2 separate regions of the Homo sapiens genome follow, and region 2 is linked to region 1. A link is a loop called in an ENCODE intact Hi-C map of the cell type or tissue named here. Cell type or tissue: heart left ventricle. All regions are shown on one strand.

Region 1 (8,000 bases):
TTGTAGAGTCAGGGTCTCACTGTGTAGCCCAGACTGGTCTTGAACTCCTGCCCTCAAGTGATCCTCTTGGTGCAGGCTCCCAAAGTGCTAGGATTGCAGGTGTGAGCCACTGTACCATGCCTCTTCTAGTATTTTTATAGTTTCAGGTCTTATATTTAAGTCTTTAATCAATCTTGCATTGATTTTTGTACATAGTGAGAGTTAGGGTTCAGTTTCATTTTTCTTCATATGGCAATCTAATTTTTCCAGCACCATTCATTGAAAAGGGTGTTCTTTCCACAGTGTATGTTCTTGTCAATTTTATCAAAGATCAGTTGGCTAAAAAAAAATGGCATTATTTTGAGTTTTCTTTTCTATTTCATTGATCTATGTGTCTATTTTTATGCCAGCACCATACTCTTTTGGTTCCTGTAGCCTTGTAATATAGTTTGAACTTGTAATGTGGTAACTTTAGCTTTGTTCTTTTTGCTTAGGATTGCTTTGGCTATTCTGGCTCTTTTTTTTGGATCCATATGAATTTTAGGATTTTTTTTCTAATTCTGTGGAAAACGACATTGATATTTTGTTTTATTCTGTTCTGTTCTGTTTTGTTTTGTTTTAGATGGAGTCTCACACTGCTGCGCAGGCTGAATTGTGAGTGGCACGATCTCAGCTCACAGCAACCTCCACCTCCCAGGTTCACATGATTCTCCTGCATCAGCCTCCCGAGTAGCTGGGATTACAAGCGACCACTGCCACACTTGGCTAATTTTTGTATTTTTAGTAGAGACAGGGTTTTGCCACATTGGCCAGGCTGGTCTCAGATGATTGACAGTTATTATCTGAAGGGATGCTGAATTTTATCAAATACTTTTTCTGTGTCTATTGAGATAATCATATAGGTTTTGTCCTTGATTCTGTTTGTGTTTATGTATCGTATTTATTGATTTACATATGTTGAATCTTCCTTGCATCCCTGATATAAATCCCACTTGTTAATGGTGTATTATCTTTTTATTGTGTTGTTGGATTTGGTTTGCTAGTATTTAGTTGAGGATTTTTGTGCCTATGCTCATCAGGGATATTGGCCTGTAGTTTTCTATTTTTGTTGTGTCATTTTCTTGTTTTGGTATCAGAGAGATACTGGCCTCAGAATGAGTTACAGTAGAATCCCTTCTCCTCAATTATTTGGAATAGTTTCAGTAGGTTGGTACTAGTTATTCTTTATACATTTGGTAGACTTTAACTGTGAGTTCAGATAGCCCTGGGCTTTTCTTTGTTGGGAGGATTTTGTTTTCATTTTAATATTGATTCAGTCTTGCTGCTTGTTATTGATCTGTTCAGGTTTTCTGTTTCTTCCTGGTTCAATCTTGGGAGGTTGTATGTTTCTAGGAATGTGGCCATTTCCTCTAGGTTTTCTAGTTTATAAGTGTATAGTTGTTCATAATAGTATCTGTTGATTTTTTTATATTTTTTTAGTATTAGTTTTAATGTCTCCGCTATCATTTCTGATTTTGTTTATTTGGGTCTTCTCCTTTTCTTGGTTAGTCTAGTTGGTGGTTTATGATTTTATCTTTTGGAAGAACCAACTTTTCATATCATTGATCCTTTGTATTTTTAGTCTCTATTTCATTTGGTTCTGCTCTGATCTTTGTTATTTCTTTTCTTCTGCTAATATGAGTTTGATTTGCCCTTAATTCCTTGAGGTACATGATTAGATTGTTAATTTATAATCTTTCCACTTTATTAACGTAGGCATTTAATGCTACAAACTCCCTTCCTCGCACAGTTTCTGCCATATCCTACAGGTTTTGTTATGTTGTACTTCCATTTTCATTTGCTTCCAAATGTTTTCATCTCTGTTTTAATGTATTCATTGAATACAGTGGTCATTCAAGAGCATGCTGTTTAATTTCTATGTATTTATATAGTTTCTGAAGTTTCTCTAACTTTATTCTACTGTGATCTGAGAAGATGCTTGATATGATTTCAATTTTTAAAAATTTGTTGAGACTTGTTTTGTGGCCTAACATATGTTCTATCTTGGAGAATGTTTCATGTTCTGATGAAAAGAATGTATATTCTGCAGCTGTTAGGTAGAATGTTCTATAATTTGGACTTATATTTTTAAATTCCCTAATGAAATTTTTTTTTTTTTTACATTTTCTGGTCTCTTTCTATAACACCTTTAATATAATAGTTGTTATACTTTATTGAAACCTTACTTATTCTTTCAAATGCTTTTCCTTCTATATATTCCCTGTTTTTTTCATTTAGCCATCCTCAGACACCAGATACTCAATTTAAATTTCACCATCACTGGCTTCCCTGATAACCCTTTAAAGACAAGTCTAGGCTTGAACAGTAATTTCAGGTCTACTACCTGCTACCCAAGGAGACCATGGAGCTTGAACTCAGGTCTCTTTAACACCTAAACCTGGGTTCTTCTCATTTCTCCACTCTCTCTTCCAATCAGCGGGTCTGTTGGATGTATCACAAATATGTGCCTCATGTCCTAATATTACTTTTTAGTGGGCATGAATAATTTATTCTATCTCCCTTTCATGTGGAGCTGTATACATGTGAAACTTATACCTGTGGAGCTGCACTCTTCTTCAAGACAGATTACAGGCACTTCAAAGAGGTGAAGACATTCACAATTCCAGCCAGGGGTGGATCTAGGCTGCTTACATCTTGAGTGGCATTTACCATGACATTCAAGGCCTTCATTCACCCCTCCCCTGAAGGTTCCAGCTGCACAATGCTGATGTGCTAACTGGTGCCCTTCTAAGTTCGTGTCTTCCAGTGTTAATGGAAAATAGTAACATGTTTTTACCTTATTTTTGTTCTACTTTGAACACAGAGAAATCCCTAAGCCCTTCTGTTTATAGGACCCCTTTTAGGTTTCCATATTTGTAGTTTTGTCCAGAACCAAAGTCAGCCTGGATTTATATTTGAAATTTCCTTAAATGTAGAGAAGAGGAAGAGGAAGGAAAAGGCTGTTGTTGTGGAATGCCTATGCACTGAGAACAGCAAAAGAACCATTTTTGGTTTTGCCCAAATTAGCATTGCTAGATAAATTGGGAGCCTTATATCTTTCCAGTTGCCAGGAGAGCATGCCAGCTAATTTTAGCCCGTTGTGTAAATATAACCAGCACTGGTATGCACTGGCCTTTAAGATTCACAAGGGTCAATGATGTCCTGCAACAGCCAGAGGAGTGCCTACACTCGCCCAATATTGACTGAACTTCCTGGGTCCTTAGTTTCCTGTGTCTCCCAGACATATTAATTTTCCTTGGAAGTGACCTTGGAGATCCCTTGGCCTGACCCCCTGCCCGGGGCATGGCCTTTTCCATGTCTTTGGACAGAAAATTGCCACAGCAAAGTAGCAACATTCTGCAGCCCTTAAGGCAGGTGCAGCCTCGTTTTCTCTCAACAGTGTAACTCTCAGGCAGAAGAGCTAAGAATAAAGTTTTAGAAGGAAATACTGAGTATGATCCTATTTTGTCTTCCTAAAAAATGCTTTTTTTTTTTTTTACTCAACTCCTGAAACACCCTGTTCCCCAATGAATATGCTATAGCTAAATGTAATTGTTTTCTAATCTAATTGCCAGAAGAGGTCACAATAGAGCTTATACAACCAACTCTCTGAATCCTATCTGCTCTACAACTAGCAGGGGCAGATGATAGTCTCTGGGAGGTGAATACGACTGAAGCAGAGGAAAATCACAAAGGAGGAAGCCGCTCCAGCTCCCACCGAGAGATCAGGCTTTAAGTTGTACTGTCCCTCAGTATCCTTATCTGCTAAATTGAAGTGTTTATATATTGTTCCTACCTCTCAGAGATTTTATGGAGTTTAAATGAGTTAATGCATGCCAAACTGTTAGAAGAGCTCTTGGAAAATGATAAATGCTTAATACATGTTGGTATAGTTTGGACGTTTGTCCCCTCCAAATATTATGTTGAAATGTAATCCCAAATGTTGGAGGTGGGGCCTGGTGGGAGGTATTTGGATCATGGGGGTGGACCCCTCACGAATGGTTTTGTGCCTTCCCCATGGTAATAAGTGACTTCTCGCTCTGTTAGTTCATGTGAGAACTGGTTATTTAAAGAGCCTGGCACCTCCCGTCCCCACCCCACTACCTCCTGGCTCCCCCTCTCACCATGTGGTGTGCCAGCTCTGTTTCCCCTTCTGCTATGATTGTAAACTTCCTGAGGCCATCACCAGAAGCCAAGCAGATGCCGGCGCTATGCTTCCTATATAGCCTGCAGAACCATGAGCCAGTTAAACCTCTTTTCTTTATAAATTACTCAGTCTCGGATATTCCTTTATAATGATGCAAACACAGCCTAATACAAATGTTGGCCATTGTTTTATTATTGTTATATGGATTGAAATCACAATTCCCATTTACTAGATGGAGGACCTAAGGCTAGATTTCCTCATCTGCAAAATGGGCATAAGGAAAAGTCCTGCCTCATAAAGTTGCTGTTAGGATCAAATGAATTGAAAGGTATAAAGCTCCTGGCTTTTGCCTGGTCCTTGTGTGTGCCCAGAGTGTGGCAGTTCCTCTTGTTATTTCTTCAGGTGCTTAAGAATCTCTTCACTCGGCAATCACATCTGCTTGCAAACCACTCAGATTGTTCCAAAGACAATTTCAGAGTGGCTAAAGACATTGAGCAGGAGATGTGTACTGTTCATTTTCAGTATTTTTTCTTGATGGCTACAGAGAGTAAAGTAATGATAAATACAAAATGGCTACAAAATATGTAAAGACATAAAATATGTTAAAATAACCATGAAATAGGGTTCAAGAGAGAAAAGGAACATTTCCTTTGTCTTGTTTCTGGGTTTTGCTTTGAGGGTTTCATCTTGTTTGTTTGGGTTTTATTTGTTTTTATCTTAGAGTTAATCACAAGGGTGAGAGTGTGATAGAGTGATTAGCCAAAGTAGACTAGCTATGCTGCTATTCTACCCAAAGACCCTCGGCAGACATACATAATAACAGAGACAAGTAAAATTGGAGTATTATTTCTCTATAGATGACATGTCCCTAAGAAAGCCCTGCTGGGCTAATAAACACTATGGGATAATCCCCCATGTTCTTCTCATTCATTTAAGTATGTGTCATGGTATTTCTTTTCAGAAGCCAATTGATCCTGCTCTATTTTTGCTTAGACTAATATTAAAATTAGTTTGCATTTCCTAAGGTAGCCAAGCAATTGGAGTAAGATAGTGACATGGAGAGGGAGTTAGCTCAGACTGTTAAAAGTGGCAGCAGAACAGCTAAAAGCAAATAACCTAAAAACAGAAATCAGGAGGAAATTCCTTCTTTAAGGTGGAATATTGCTAGATTATTTTCTTTTCATGAAAGAAGCACTTCTTTTAGGTAAACCATTGCTTGTATTAAAAACTCCCAGTTTTTCCTCATTTGTTTCTAAAGACTTAATTCTAATGATAAAGTTACAATGTGTGGTCCTCAGCAAACACTTCTCACTGTAGATCTTTCCACTCTCCCCATGACTCTCAGGGGAGTTGCAGTCAAACTATGCTATTGTATAATAACGGGCTGTGACAAACAAGTAGGGAGAAATTGCTCCTGTCTAACCTCAAACCTCCATATGAAAAGGTTGCATGTTTATGGAGCTAGTGAAAGGAGCACAGGCCCAGAAATCAGACATACTTTGAGTTTAAAACCCTGTTCTCTAAACCACAAGTTATGTGACCTAGGAAGAATTTCTTAACTCCTCAGAACTTTTTAACAAGAACTGTTGTCCTACTTTGCATTGCTTGCTTTTAGCTCAGTAAAAGTTAGTGCTTTGCATGCATGATTCTTTTTAAGCTTTATGACACCTCTGTGAGGTTGGCATTATTATTAGTCACGTTTTATAGATGAGAAAACCAAAGCTACTGATTCAAAAGTCATGCCTTGCTACCGTAAGCCTTCTATAGTGCTACTAATGAATGCTGCACACGGCTTGAATGGCCCTCATGAGAGGATACTGACATGCATGGAGATTTGGTTCACAGATACTCTAAACAGACTGCACCGGTATTTGCCACTAGTGGGAGCAGACAGCAGAAGATGAATTTAGTGTCCCTGCATTTGTCCTCCTCTCAGCCCATCTGTCTCTCTCCCTTTTCCCCACTCTATGTTGATAACAATTTTTCTGACCTGCAGGTAATTTAGCTGACTAGAGTGGCTATTCTTTTTTTTTTTTTTTTAGACGGAGTCTCACTCTGTCACCCAGGCTGGAGTGCAGTGGCACAATCTTGGCTCACTGAAACCTCCACCTCCGGCTTAAAGCAATTCTCCTGCCTCAGCCTCCTGAGTAGCTGGAATTACAGGCACATGCCACCACACCCGGCTAATTTTTGTATTTTTAGTAGAGATGGGGCTTCAACATATAGGCGAGGCTGGTCTTGAACTCCTGATCTCGTGATCCACCCGCTTTGGCCTCCCAAAGTGCTGGGATTAAAGTAGTAAGATATCCACCTCATTTCTTCTGTTAATAGAACTTCTCCCTCACACCCCACAAAGGCACATATGTACATATACACACACATGCATACACACATCCATACACACACAACTTCTCACCATTAATACCCTGTCACGGCCACAGAGGTGGACACATGACTTTTCTTTGCTGTGATACTAAATTTGGCCTGCTGAAAACCCAAAGTCCAACAACCTGAAATAGGCTTGTTTGTAGCAGGAAATTAAAAGATCAACAAAAAAGAAGCAGAGACCAGCAGAAATGAGAGATGCACAGAAGGCAACTCGTGTGAGCCAACCAATAGCACCTCCTAAGGAAAAGGCCAACAAGTACCTGTTTCTGATATCTCTGGTGTATCTGGGCCCAGGCTTCCCTTTCCAATATCCTGATTGTTCATCTCTTTTTTTTTTCAATTCTGAGAGCTTCTCAGTATCCTTCCCAGCTACCTGAACCCATCTGAGAAGGCAAACGTGAGTTGGGTCTCTTTATGAGTCCATGCTTGCATTGCTATAAAACAAATACCTGAGACTGGGTAATTTACAAAGAAAAGAGGTTTAATAGGCTCATGGTTCTGCAGGCTATACAGGATGTGTGGTGGCTTCTGCTTCTGGGGAGGCCTCAGGGAAGTTTTACTCATAGTGGAAGGCAAAGCAGGAGCAAGCATCTTACATGTCTAGAGTAGGAGGAAGAGGGGTGGGGGAAGTGCTATACACTTTTGAACAACCAGATCTCATGGGAACTCTATCATGAGAACAGCACCAAAGGGATGGTGCCAAACCATTCATTCAGGATCCATTCCCATGATCCAACTACTTCCCACCAAGTCCCACCTCCATCACTGGGGATTACAATTCAACATGAGATTTGCGTGGGGACACAGATCCAAACCATATCATTCTGTCCCTGACCCTTCCCAAATCTCATGTCCTCCCATTGCAAAATACAATCATCCCTTCTCAACAGTCTCCAAAGTCTTAGCTCATTTCAGCATTAACTCAAAAGTCCAGTCTCATCTGAGACAATGCAAGTCTCTTCTGCCTATGAGCCTATAAAATCAAAAGCAAGTTAGTTACTTCCAAGATACAATGGATGTATAGGCATTGGGTAAATACTTGTTCCAAAAGGGAGAAATCAGCCAAAAGAAAGGGCTACAGGCCCCATGCAAATCTAAAACCCAGTAGTGCAGTCATTGAATCTTAAAGCTCCAAAATAATCTCCTTTGTCTCCATGTCCCACATCCAGGGCACAATGATGCAAGAAATGGGCTCCCAAGGCCTTGGGCAGCTCCAAACCTGTGGTTTTGCAGGGTTGGGCTCCCAAGGCTGCTTTCATGGGCTGGCATTGAATCCCTGTAGTTTTTCCTGGTGCACAGTGCAAACCATCAATGGCTCTACAATTTCAGAGTCTGGAGGATGGTGGCCCTCTTCTCACAGCTCCACTAGGCAGTGCCTCAGTGGGAGCTCCAACCCTACGTTTTCCCTCTGCACTGCCCTAGTAGAAGTTTTCCATGCAGGCTCCAC
Region 2 (8,000 bases), 160 kb before region 1:
TAACATGCTTCTTCTGCCACAAATCAAGAAGAGTGAGGCGAGACAGTAGTTTTGTGGGTCTGGTGGGGATGGGATGAAGAATCAGGAGGCTTACCTCTAAATCCTGGCTTTGCCCTGTGTTCACTGGAGCAAGTCCTCTCACCTCTTACCATCTCAAATCCTGAAGTTATAAAAGGAGAGCTGAGAACAAAATGATTTCTAGGGCCCTAAAGTTTTACTGAGGTCTCAAAGTCACTGAATCAAAAGGTAGAAATAAACATTCATAACTGCAGCATCACGTGCGGACAGTGAAGTTGATTCTCCAATGCCTCTAAAAGAGGAAACGGTCCATAAAGCTTTCACTAGCCCAGGATATTTCCACTATCTTTAAGACATTCTCCCACTTGATAAACATAAAAATTTCACACTCTCTGTTACATGGATAGAAATTTCAAGAAGATCAACTTGGGGTCAAGATGAAATAAAAGTAGTGGTAATTTTGATTATGCCTCTTCAAACCTTCTAAGACCGCAGAGATTTTTATAAGGCCTCATCCTCTTTCTTCCCCTTCTGAGAATCCCTGCCCAAGCTCTTGCCTAGGCTGACATCTGTCCCCATAGAAAAGGTAGTGATAAGTGTCCAGGAAGGGATCTCAGTGACTTTCTATTACATTCTTATTTCCCCAAATAATGGGTTCTTGTTTAGGCCCCCTACACTGGTTCCCAGAACATTAGGAAGGCAGAGCCTCTAACAATCAACATTCTGGGATTGTGATAAGGACAACTGGCCTGTCTATTACAACCTCAAGAAGAATGGGTGTGAGTGGGAGAATCAGTTAAAATGTGAATGCATAATGGTTCCCCTCCCACCCCTCAACTTTCTCAAAAGCCAAATTTACTTCATGAGATTAAATTTCACTCAATGGACGGTGGGATGATGGAGAGTTTGCGTTGAGATGATTTTTTAAAAGGAAGTTTGATTGTCATAGTAACGCTCTGAAAAGATTTTGATGCAACTTTGGAATTACTTCACACCCAATTACATAGAACATCTACTTGGAATGAGAGATAAGTGCTTCTGTGACTGCAAACATAGATAGAAAATCCATTAACCTTTTTAGCCATTTATTAAAGCAGAGGAAAATTATTTTTAAAATGCAATTTCTGACTTCAAGAAGAAGTACCGAAAAAAATATTTTCTTGGTGTAGTTTGGAGTTTCCTAATAAAGGGCAAATGCCACAGAATATCTTCACTATGGATTCCTTGGGAATCAGAGAAATTTAGGGCCAGTAACACACTGAGTGGTCATTGAGTCCACTCCCTGACCAGGAAGGGCCAGAGTTAGGCAGGTAGAACCCTATTACTTTAAAAACTAAAACCTCCCTTTGTCGTTATCCTCATATTTAAAAATCTTACTGCAATACAGTTTCTTGTGGCTTACTTACAGCTGGGCAGCTTAGTCTGTTTGTCTCATTCTAGCTTCAGGAATGATCATCACCAAAAACACGTATTGAGCATTTTTTCCGATGACTTTTGCTAGTCAAAGGGAAAAAAGCTAAAAGGTGAAATTACTGCCATTGAACTGCCATTACTTGAACTGCCATTACTTGAACTACCTTCATCCACTGGATCAAAACCATTTTCATAACTGGGTATTGTTAAGCTCTTCAGAACATAGGCTTTTGGACCATTAGAAGGGCTTTCACATCGTCTAGTCCAGTTCTGTAACTGTACACACTGGAGCAAATGACACCTGAAGAGGTTCTATACATATGTATTATCTTACTCATTCAATACGTTTGTTTAGTCTGTTCCTGTGGGACAACTTGACATTATCCATTTCCTGAAGTGCTGCAACAAGAAATACCGTACACACCATCACTTATGTTCTTACCAAAAATTTTACCCTGAATCCAATTTCAGACAAATTCAGAATGTAGGACATTCAACAGGGCAACTATCTTGGGCTCTTCAAAAAGGTAAATGACTAGAAAAACAAAACAAAAAAGAAGTGAGGAATTGTTCTCTCTTTGATTAAAAGAGAAGAAAGAGCATGAACCTTGGTGGGATCCTGTAATTCAAGACACAAAAGCTGTAAAATACATTTTGAGGACAACTGGAGAAGTATGGAAGGTATTTTAGACAATATTATTAACTGAGTGATGATTTTCTTATGCATGATGATGGTTTTGTGGTAATGGAGGAGAATGTCCTTATTGTTAGGAGATGTATTCTGAAGTATGTAGGAATGACCTATGATGCTTTCAAATGGTTCAGCAAAAGAGGTATGCATGTGTGTAGAAAGAGAGAAAGATGAGAGAGAGTACAACTGTAAAATATTAACAATTAGCGAATCTAGGTGACAGTGCTCATTCTACTATTCATTCAACTTTCTGTATATCTCAAAATTTAAACATGAATAAAACATTTTAGTAAAACAGACACCCTAGCACGTAAGTTTCACGAAGCAAGAGATGTTTGTTTCTCCCACTGATGTAGACCAAGTGCTGAGAGCAGTCCCCAGCACATAGTAGGCACTCAGTAAAAACGTGTTTAAACGGAAAGCAAAAAAGGAGGTGGCCCCAGCATGGGGTCAGAGGGAGGGAAGGGACAGAAGCCAAGAAGTGGGCAAGTCTGCTGGCACACCACCCTGACATCAGTGTTTTTCAGAGGCTTCCCTAGAGCCACAGGAATGCTACAGAATAAGGCTCCTGTGGACAGTGCCCTCTCAGCTGCACCTGCTTTTGGTGCAGGCAGCTGGGCAGAAGATTAGGTAGAGAAGACTCACCCAGCCAGAATGTCTTACCCATGTCCCCACCCACCACGATCGATCTGGAAATGGCATGGAGATGTTTCTGATGAGAGTATAAAAATGTAGGCATCCGTCAGCTCGCACTGGTTCAGCCATCCTATGTATACAAGGGAAAGCTTGAATATATGTGAAACCTCAGGGATTATGAGATCCATTAGAACCCACTTAATATTATGATGCAAATGGTGAGATTGAAGGTCTTACAATTAGGCAAGAGCTGACTGCTTTCTTCATTTGATTTTCTTTAATGGCACCAAAATAATATACTGTTTTTGAAAAGACGAGTTTTCTAAGATTCTACTAGTTGATGATTTATTATCTCATTTCCAAATTCCAGGGTTAAGGAAACATGTATATTAAGAAATGGCTAAAATATGAATGAAGCACAAATGCTCTGGGAGGCTGATGGAGGAGGAGGAGGGTACCAGGGTGGGTGTGCGAGGTCATGGTCCAGCTGAAGGCCAATGAACCGAAGGTTTCTTTATTTTCTCCTCTTTTTCTTTTTATCTTTCTTTTCTCACTTTCTTTCAATGTCTCTTTTCTTCTTTCCTCCCTCTTTGCTTCCTCTCACCCTTCTTTCTTCTCTTCCTTCCTTCCCTCCTACCTTCCTCCCTTCCATCCCCCGATTTTAAAAACCACAGTGATTGAAACTAAAGAGCTGGCCTACGCACCTCAGGGCTGAGGACTTGTTAGCTCTCCTTGCCTCCTGGCAACCATGCCCCTTCTAATAGTGACTGGTTGAGAAAGAGGCTCAGAGTCTTTTAGCTAGAATAATCCCCTCAGGCATGTCATCTCTTTCCAGTGCAGACCTGCAAGGGAGGTGATCTTATTCCCACTGAGAAGGAGCCTGGCAGTGCTTCTAAACTGAATTCTCATAAGAAAGGGAAGAGCCTGTTTGCAAAAACATACTCTTTTGCTGCCAACACAAGCAGATCTTTTAGGGAGGAGGGGAACTGTAACCCCTCCAAGATCTTTGCTCTCCTTCAGAGCCAAGGCTCTCAGGTTTCACAAAGGAATTTATAGAGCAGACTGACGCCTCTGGGGTTGGAATCAGCTCAGGACTAAGTGGAGAATGAGGAGAGGGACAGGCACCCTTCTCTGCTCTGTGCAGGCTGGGGATTGTTTACCAGGGGATGAAAAGGTCCTCTCCCTGAAAAGGAATGTTTGGCAAGGAAATGACTTCTGGAGGCACAACTGAATGGCTCCCCAGGGAATCAGTTTGGGTTAGTTACAGATCAGACCCACCACCCTGGACAAATCTCACTGGGCAGGGGCGGCGGGGCTGTGATTACAAGAGCTTGGGGATGTTTAAAGCAACTCCTGCCTTCAAAAGACAGCTGTCCTCTTTTCCAGATAAGTTCTGTATGGTAAAAGAAGGAAAAGGAAAAAAAATAGAGGTTAGAAATCATATTGAAAAATTAAAGGAATGTTTGATTTGTCCATAAGAATTTCCTGACTGTGCCACTTTGCTCAGCGCTTGTCCTAGGTCCTTCCAATATCACATTTAGTGGGTAGTGAGAAGGCGTGGAGTAAGTGACTCTGGTTGCTGACATTCACACTTGGATGAAGTGGAGAAAGATGATGTCCTTCCTTATTTGGTGGCTCTGGAAGCCACATTCCCTCCTCATCCGCCTTCCCAAAAGAACCTTGTGGCTGCCCAGCGGAAGCCAGTGCTTTCAGCAGCCCCCACCCTTGGCATTTCCTTATCTAGGAGTCTTCACTGTGGAATTCCAAGGCCCACCCCAATGCTCCGGATGTGTTTCAATCCATGGCCTGCCACTTTGTTACTCTTGTGATGACAAGCAGATAACATAGCTCACATGCCTTCTTTTCCTGCATACCAACCAGACCCCAGTTCTGAAAAGGAAACAAACCACAAACCAAGAGAGATGTGTTATTTTTATGCAGACATTGTTAAGACACTGCAATAAGCCTAGAATTGTGGAGAGTGCTTTCCCATGTTGCTCCAGTTAATCCCCTCAGTCACTCTGGCATTTATACAAATGAGGAAACCAGTGAGTGTGGAGGTTAAATAGTCAAGGTCTCATAGCAAGTGTGTGTGTGTGCATGTATGTGTGTGTATCTTGGGGGGTGAGGGTTGCCAATTCAAAGTCCAGAATGACTCCAAGTCCACAGCACCTTTGTTGCAGTTAAATGCCTTTACAACTAAGCGTGACCCCTTTGGCAATCACTACTAAGAGGCTTTACCAACTTCTGACACTGTTAACTTCAAGACAAATATGCTTTTTTCAAGACATGGCATCAAAAACTGTATTTCTGTTATTCCTCATCACCATGGTTACAACCACAACTCATCTGTAATTTTCAAAGACCCTGCATCAGAGAAACAACAAAAATGTGGAGAAAATATTTGCTGAACATGTCAGTAAATAAATAAGTATAAAATATGAAAGTGGCCAGAATATACCCAAATCAATAAATATGAATGAGTTAAATGCCTCTTTTGAAAGACAGATAATGGCCGGGTGCGGCGGCTCACGCCTGTAATGCCAGCACTTTGGGAGGCTGAGGCAGGTGAATCACAAGATCAAGAGATCGAGACCATCCTGGCTAACACGGTGAAACCCCAACTCTACTAAAAATACAAAAAAATAGCCGGGCGTGGTGGCAGGTGCCTGTAGCCCCAGCTACTCGAGAGGCTGAGGCAGAAGAATGGCGTGAATCCGGGAGGTGGAGCTTGCAGTGAGTCGAGATCGCACCACTGCATTCCCTCCTGGGCAACAGTGCGAGACTCCATCTTTAAAAAGAAAGAAAAAGAGAAAGAGAGAAAGAAAGAAAGAGACAGATATTCTTAAAATCCAACAATTCCGCTTCTGGGTGTATACCCAAAAGAATTGAAAGCAGAGTCTTGAACAGATATTTGCACACCCATATTCATAGCACCATTATTCACAATAGCCAAAGTATGGAAGAAACCCAAGTGTTCATTGACAGATGAATGAACAAGCAAAATGTGGTATTTACACACAATAGAATATTATTCAGCCTTAAAAAGGAAGGAAATGCTGACATATGCTACTACATGGATGAACCTTGAGGGCATTATGCTAAGTGAAATAAACCAAAAAGACAAATACTGTATGATTCCACTTACATGAGGTACTTAGAGCATTCGAAATCATAGAGACAGAAAGTAGAGTGATGATTGCCAGGAGCCGGAGGGAGGGGGAAATAGAAAGTTATAAGAGTTTAGAATTTCAGTTTTACAAAGTGAAAAGAGTTATGGACATGGATAATGGTGGTGGATGCACACTATGAATGCATTTAATACAATTGAAATATACTCTTAAAATGGTTAAGATAGTAAATTTTTTGGGGGGAGGAACTGGAACCCTAAAAATGAAAGAAAAATGAATTTTCTTAGAAAGATACTCTTATATGATGTAAAACAATACAAACAATAAAAGTCTATGCCATTTATAAGAGATATACCAGGATGACACTGGACGGTTGAAAATAAAGGGATAGACAAAGGGACACCATGTAAATGCTACCAAAATATGCAGAAGGGACAGTATCAGTGCCAGACAAAATCAAATTCAAAGCAAAAAGCACTAAATGGGACAAAGAAGACTGAAAGACATAATCCAACAAGAAGTTATACTAATAATTAATTTTTGTGCAATAAACAACATAGCATCGAAATATATAAACACCAAGTCTGTGTACTTAGGCATCCTAAGAATGGGTAAATATAGTAAAAAGTACTGTTTTGGCCTGATAGGAACTTGCTGTCTCTTCCAGTGGATAATTTGTCTGTAGTGTATTTAAAGCAGGGAGCTTAAGCTCAGACTTCCAGATTGGAAAGTTTCTAAGTATTTCAGGGAGAGGTTATTTATGCTGTATGAGTATTTTACGTCAGGGAAGCATTATAACAAATAGACCATAAAAATCATACCACATCCAAAGGAAAAACAAAAAGCCACAGAAGGTTCTTGGAGTGTCTCTTCAGGAAATCCTCCACACTCAAGGCTCTTGCCAGTTAGGGTAACGTGTCCATAAATTTCCTCTAACAAACCCATTCCAGCATCAGAAAATGACAAATCAATCAAATTTTGGGGGATTGATAGCTAAACTCTTCCAGGACTGTGGGCATAAATCCAGGAAAGGAATTTATGCCAAAAATTGAACCCTTTCCTGACAGAAATGGAAACGCAGACAGAAATAAAACCAGTTACTTCATTTCAACTCATATCTACCACGTTTTAGGCAAGACAGTGAGGATACAGCTTACAGCTTCTCACAGGTAAGATAAAATTTCTAGCAAAAGTAAGGTGCTGGCCAGGCACAGTGGCTTACACCTGTAGTCTTGGAGCTTTGGGTAGTTGAGCTGGAGGATCCTTTGAGGCCAGAAGTTCAAGACCAACTTGGGCAACATGGTGAAACCTCATCTCTACAAAAAGTAAGATAAAATAAAATATTAGCTGAGTATGGTGGTGCATGCCTGTAGTCCCTGCTACTCGAGATGCTGAGGTGGGAGGGGGATCACTCAAGCCCAGGAGTTCATGGTGACAATGAGCTAGGATTGAGGTACTGCACTCCAGCCTGGGTGACAGAGTGGGACTGTTTCAAAAGCAAACAAAAGTAAAGTACTAAAACACTCTAAAGCGCTCAGTTGTTAAACAAATCTCATCTCCAGTAGGGATTGAGTTACTGAAGCAAAGGGGCCAGGGAAGCCAATGACAGGGAAGGAATGGACCGGGAACCTGGGTTTTGAAATATCTTTCTCATAATTTGAGTTATATTAAAGAAAAACCTAAAACTACTAAGTGCTAATCTAGCATTTTTTAATTCTGAAAAGTCTAAATTAGACATAAGCAATTGGTTAGAAGTGCTGGATAATAATTTTCCAAGCAAAGAGGGCTTTTTTCTTCCTGATCCTTTGTCAGATATACTGAGGCATGATCCCTGTTCTTGAAAGGCAGTTGTTGCAGCTGAGCTCACTAGTACCTTATGTTCTACATCCTAAGCAAATGCATACCTCTGAACTCTGAGGGAATGCGGAGTGGAGACCCTACTAGGTCGCTGGCCAGCCAGTTTTTTGGTGTGTGAATGGGTTGAATAAACATGCATGTACACATATATATTTATGTATATCTAAATGGGTAGATAGAAAATAGATAGATAAATGACAGATAGATAATAGACAGATAAATCATAGATAGATAATAGATGATAGATAGATGAT

Evidence for each region. A loop is a pair of places that touch in the nucleus more often than their neighbours do. Peaks named below come from ENCODE experiments on the same cell type or tissue, not always from the same donor. Only the 100,000 strongest peaks of a DNase experiment are listed, where the experiment ranks them.
Region 2: a loop joins it to region 1, with 3 times the contacts of the local background. A loop is called at or near these places in 14 of 110 quality-filtered maps.

The regions. Positions count from the first base shown.
Region 1 is chr10:91,085,333-91,093,332 of GRCh38, forward strand. No RefSeq gene overlaps it. Among named protein-coding and RNA genes, the nearest start is that of LINC00502, 44 kb to the left of the region's middle. In heart left ventricle, CTCF peaks have their summits at 3,603 (motif pointing right) and 6,031; no DNase peak of the experiment used is centred here; H3K27ac peaks cover 3,768 bases.
Region 2 is chr10:90,926,738-90,934,737 of GRCh38, forward strand. No RefSeq gene overlaps it. Among named protein-coding and RNA genes, the nearest start is that of ANKRD1, 9.7 kb to the left of the region's middle. RefSeq lists an enhancer at 3,527-4,180. In heart left ventricle, no CTCF peak of the experiment used is centred here; DNase peaks (open chromatin) are centred at 4,062 and 4,484; H3K4me3 peaks cover 397 bases; H3K27ac peaks cover 2,858 bases.